Linked DNA regions of Homo sapiens: region 2 is linked to region 1. A link is a loop called in an ENCODE intact Hi-C map of the cell type or tissue named here. Cell type or tissue: endothelial cell of umbilical vein. All regions are shown on one strand.

Region 1 (2,500 bases):
ATGGCTGCGAGAGGGGGGTGTGTTCGGAGGAGCCCAGGAGACTCAGGATTGGGGAAGAGGCTTCTAGGAGACTGAGAAGCCTAGAGGGACCCGGAGGGTTGGAGCTGGGGCGCTCCTGGGAGACTGGGGGCGCCTGGAGAGGCGGGGGTGGGGTGGATGGGGGCCCCGAGAGCGCGCTCACCCTGGCAGCCCGCGACGAGTAGGGGTCCTCGAAGAGCGCCCACACGCGGGGCTGCCAGCGGCGCCACCATGTGCCGCCCGCGCCGCCCGCGCCCCCTGGCGGCCCCCCGGCGCCGCCGCCCGCGTCCTGGAAGCAGAGGCGCTTGAGCTCGCCGCCCGCTCCGTCCAGGCCGCCGCCGCCCGCGCCCGCCTCGTCGTCCAGGCCTCCGTCGTGGGCGCCTGCGGCGTTGGCGGCGTTGGCGGCGCCCGCGGGGTCGGGCGCCTCGAAGGAGTCGAGCGCCTCCTCAGCGTCGCGATGCTGCCGGTAGGTCATCCAGCAGCAGGCCTCCACGTCGGTCTCGTCGATGCCCCAGAAGCCGAGCTCCTCCTCAAACAGGGGCCCGCACACGTCGGCTGGGCAGTGCAGCTTGCCGGTGCGGTAGTAGTTGAGCACGTACGCGAAGACTCCCGGGTGCCGGTCAAAGAAGAACTCGTCGGCGCCCGGGTCGTAGTCGAAGCGTGCCGCCGCCTCGGGCTCCGTCAGGCCGGCCAGCCGCGTCCCCGGCAGGGTGCGCAGCGTCGAGCGGTACGTCTCATGGCGCACGCCGCCCACGTTGATCACGATCTTGCCGCTGTCGCCACCGCCGCCGCCGTGCCGCCCCATGGCCGCCGCCGGCAGCCCGGGGCATGGCTCGGCGCGCCGGTCCCCGGGCCCGCGGGGTGCCGGGGGGCCCGCCGGGGACGCGGCGGGGCCGGGCTGCGCAGGCTGCTGCTGCTGCGGCGGCAGCGGTGGCGGCGGCGGGGACTCGGGCGGCTGCGGCGGTGGCGCCGGCTGCTGCTTGCTGGCCCCCTGGCGCCCGCGGAAGGACGAGACGCAGACTGAGCTCAGCATTGGACGGGGGGCGGGGCGGGAGGGGCGGGGACGCAGGGGCGGGGACACGGGGGGAGAGACCGACGGGATTGGGTGGGAGGAGGAGCGAGGTAGCGGGGGCGTGGCTTAGGGGAGAGGAACCAAACTGATTGGCCTGGGGGAGGTGGGGCGGGGCTGTGGCTGGGAGGAGTGGGGCGGGCACTCTAACGCGACCCAGCTGGACGAGTCGGGGCCGCCAATGAGACGGAGCGATTGGCTCTTTCTAAGAGAGCAGGGAGGAGGGGCGGGGCGGGGCGTCAAGGGAGGCGGGACCGGTTACTACTAATTGTGTTCGGCAGCACTGGTAGCCAGGGGAAGGCGGGGCTAGATACGATAGAGAGAGACCTTACTGAACTGAAAAAAGTGCGGGCGGGGTAGAGGGAGGAGGGGACACATCCAAGCTATTTAAAGACGCCCGACTGGCCTGGAGGGGCGGGGCCACCATGAGAGAGGCCGTCCTGATTGGGCTGAGAAAGGGGCGGAGAGAAACAAAACAGATCGCACGCCCTCACCTAAAACACCGCTAGGCAGGACCTGGTGGGGAGGAGCATTGCTTGGAAGAGACAGGGCCGCAGAAAGTAGAAACGGTCCAGATGAGACTGCATGGGGCGGGAACTAGAGATGGAGGACTTTCCCGCGCAAGGGGGACAGGCTGGACTGAAAGAGGACACGGGAAGAACAAAGACTTAGACTCGGTGAGAAGGTGTTGAAACTTGAGAGAGTCCTGGAAACCCGAGAGGGTCTGGATAGGCCTAAGGGAGGGAGCGGGGCTGAGGCTCCAAGGCGGGCCTGGTTAGTCGGGGCTGGGCCCGGAGAATGAGTGTCCGGATGGATGAGTGGTACTGAGGAAGGTGAGTGGGGTCGACAAATAGAAAACGTCTTGAGGCAGGGCGCAGTGGCTCACGCCTGTAACGCCAGCACTTTGCGAGGCTGAGGTGGGTGGATCATTTGAGGTCAGGAGTTCGAGACCAGCCCGGCCAAAATGGTGAAGCCCCGCCTCTACTAAAAATACAAAAATTAGTCGGGCGTGGTTGTGGGTGCCTGTAGTCCCAGCTAGTCGGGAGGTTGAGGCAGGAGAATCGCTTGAACCTGGGAAGTAGAGGTTGCAATGAGTCGAGATCGCACCACTCCACTCCAGCCTGGGCGACAGAGCGAGACTCTGTGTCAAAAAATAAATAAATAAAAGAAAAAGAAAACGTCTTGAATGGGCGGTAGGAAAGAGAGACTAAGGAAGGAGCGGGGCTTGAGGGTCTTGAAAGCAACCAGGGTAGGCGAGGGCAGGGCAGGGCTAAGGGAGGGTAGAGGAACGGGAGAGGTGGATCCCAGGGGAACAATGAGACTACAAAGAGTACAAAGCTACTGGGCTGGATGGAGGGGAGGGACCTGGAACGGGGAGTCTTCGGGATCAGAAGACCTGGGAGAGGGCACTGC
Region 2 (2,500 bases), 330 kb after region 1:
TCACTAGAGGTCAGGAGTTTGAGACTAGCCTGGCTAACATGGTGAAACCCCGTCTCTATTAAAAATACAAACATTAGGCAGGCGTGGTGGCAGGTGGCTGGAATCCCAGCTACTGGGGAGGCTGAGGCAGGAGAATCGCTTGAACCTGGGAGGTGGAGGTTGCAGTGAGCCGAGATCGTGCCACTGCACTCCAGCCTGGGTGACAAAGTGAGACTCTGTCAAAAAAAAAAGGAAGGAAGAAAGAAAGAAAGAAGGAAGGAAGGAAGGGAGGGAGGGAAAGGAAAGGAAAGGAAGGAAGGGAGGGAGGGAAAGAAAGAGGTCATGTTTTTGACAGATTCAGTAAACTGGTCCTCCCTGCCTTCAATCAGAAGAGGTATATATGAGAGTCCCAGGCACTCAACAATTGACTGAGAAGAGCTGATGTCAATAGGTGCTTACTGTGTGCCAGGCACAGGCCTCCAAGGTACCCTCTCAGCTAATCCGTGTAACTCTCCACCCTGCATACAGGGATTGCTGTCCTCGTTTTAGGGATCAGTCTCCACCCCATCACTCCACTTCTTTGTGGCTTTGAGCAAGGGACTCTCCAGCCTCCCCTCTCACCCCAGTCAAGGAATGACTTTCTGGAAGTGACATCATTTTTCAGTGAAATCGTGAAAATTTTCATTTCATTTTAGTTCCTCAGCAATTTTATGTGCTATGACAACTGTTATCACCCTTGACATGCTAATCACGTGATGCAACTGTGTTTAGTGATCAGTCCACGTTTCTGAATGTTAAATAGATTGACAAGACATCAAAACCCCTATGACCCTTATCTTTTGACTACTGAACATTCTTAAAATGCTAATACGAATATAAAAGGAAAGGTGTGTAACTTAAATCCTGGCAGAAATTTTCAAGAACTTTCAGGCGCATCCATTGCAAATTGCTGGGAAAGTTTTTGGTAGATTCGTAAAGTTGGCTAAGTTGGTGAATCATTCAGCCAACTGTTCATTGACTTTGGGGCAAATTGGCTTGGTGAGAATTGATTTTTTTGGAGAATGACCTAGAGTGATAGTAGATGCTTTCCCATCTGAGAGATAATCTGTCGTCTCCTTTGACCATAGCGACAGTACCCTGGGATTAAGAGCGATCCTTGCCCCTCAAATGCCACCTGGAACTCTGTGGCAGGTTCTGCAGGTGGGGTCTAGGGTGGTGACTTCTGAACCCAAAATGAACCAGGAGGCCACGGGCTGAGGTTCTCTCTCCGACACCCGCAGCCCGAGGAGGATTTTACCCACCTGGAGGTGCTGCAAGCCCTGGAGGCCCAGTTACCAGGGGCCATGGAGAGCGGGCGCGTGAGCAGCATCCGCTTTGAGAACATGAACGTCATCTGTGGGACTGCTGGGCGCCGGAACCGGTGAGTAAGCGGCGGGGGCGGGGCCTGGAGCGAGCGGGAGGGGCGGGGCCCGGGGCGACCGGGTAAGAGCGTGGTTGGTTTTAGAGCGCTGAGGGACGTGGCCAAGAGTGAAAGCATGAATGGGCGGGGCCCGGGGCGACTAGATAAGAGCGTGGTTGGTGTAAGGGTGCTGAGGGGCGGGCCCCGGAGCCACTAGATAAGAGCGTGGTTGGTGTAAGGGTGTTGTGAGGCGGGGCGACAGTGGAGTGACAGCTTGGGGGGGCGGGGCCAGGAGGGACTAGATAAGAGCGAGATTGGTGCAGAGCCACTGAGGGGCGGGGCCAAGAGTGAGCGCGGTTGGAGGTAAGGTCCGGTGAGATCAGAGAGAAGGAGGGATCTCGAGTGAGTAGGGGCCCGAGTTTGAGTGACCCAGTAGTGACCGGGATAGAGGTCTGAGCCTGGAAAGGCAGCTGTGAGGGGGTGGAAGAGACTGAGCACATAGTAGGTGTGGGGCCAGGGGTGATAGGGTGGGGACAGGCCTGGAGTGCCTAGGGTAGAGCGCAGCCTGCAGTCGCCAGTGGAGGGTCGGGCCTTTGGGCGGTTTGAGATGGAGCCTCGACAGACAGTGATTAGGACGCAGAACCAGGCTAAGAGAGCGTAAGGAGCCTAGAGCGACCCAGGCGAGAGGGCAGGGCTGGAGGGGAGTTTAGGGACGGAGCGATGGTCCGCTGGACCAGGGCCTGTAAACGACTCCAGGGACCAGGCAGGGACTCTTCGACGATCAAAGCCAGGGCTGAAACGACCTGCGAGTTCCTTTTCCGTCCCCACCCCCCTTACAGGTGGCTCATCGCGGTCACGGACTTCCAGACGCGCTCGCGCTTGCTGCGCTCCGGGCTCAGTCCCCGCGGGCTTGCGCACCAGATCGTGCGCCACGACGACCTCCTGCTGGGCGACTACCGCCTGCACCTGCGCCGCTCCCTGGTCCGGCGGCGCATGCTCGAGGCCCTGGGGGCGGAGCCGAACGAGGAGGCCTGACGCCCGGGCGGGCCCCGGCAGCGCTTGCGCACCGCCCCGCGGGCTGGGGCCACCCACCCGGAGCCCCGGAGGACAGGGGGCGTTGCC

The links. Hi-C counts contacts between places; a loop is a spot of excess contacts. Peaks named below come from ENCODE experiments on the same cell type or tissue, not always from the same donor. Only the 100,000 strongest peaks of a DNase experiment are listed, where the experiment ranks them.
Region 2: a loop joins it to region 1, with 6 times the contacts of the local background. A loop is called at or near these places in 2 of 110 quality-filtered maps.

Annotation. Positions count from the first base shown.
Region 1 is chr19:50,328,032-50,330,531 of GRCh38, forward strand. KCNC3 (potassium voltage-gated channel subfamily C member 3) reads right to left here and starts at 1,346. Exons shown (of 5, transcript NM_004977.3): 1 at 182-1,346. The coding sequence starts at 1,051. It overlaps LOC105372437 (a long non-coding RNA gene), which reads left to right and starts at 1,589. Exons shown (of 4, transcript XR_007067299.1): 1 at 1,589-1,764. RefSeq lists silencers at 209-298, 907-1,456, 1,537-1,596, 2,474-2,500 and an enhancer at 1,061-1,355. In endothelial cell of umbilical vein, no CTCF peak of the experiment used is centred here; a DNase peak (open chromatin) is centred at 1,310; H3K4me3 peaks cover 377 bases; H3K27me3 peaks cover 66 bases.
Region 2 is chr19:50,656,730-50,659,229 of GRCh38, forward strand. It overlaps C19orf81 (chromosome 19 open reading frame 81), which reads left to right. Exons shown (of 5, transcript NM_001195076.2): 4 at 1,260-1,399; 5 at 2,218-2,500. The coding sequence ends at 2,413. It also overlaps a transcript of SYT3 not described here. Among named protein-coding and RNA genes, the nearest start is that of C19orf81, 8.5 kb to the left of the region's middle. RefSeq lists an enhancer at 1,142-1,211 and a silencer at 1,432-1,521. In endothelial cell of umbilical vein, no CTCF peak of the experiment used is centred here; DNase peaks (open chromatin) are centred at 1,542 and 2,412; H3K4me3 peaks cover 893 bases; H3K27ac peaks cover 1,023 bases.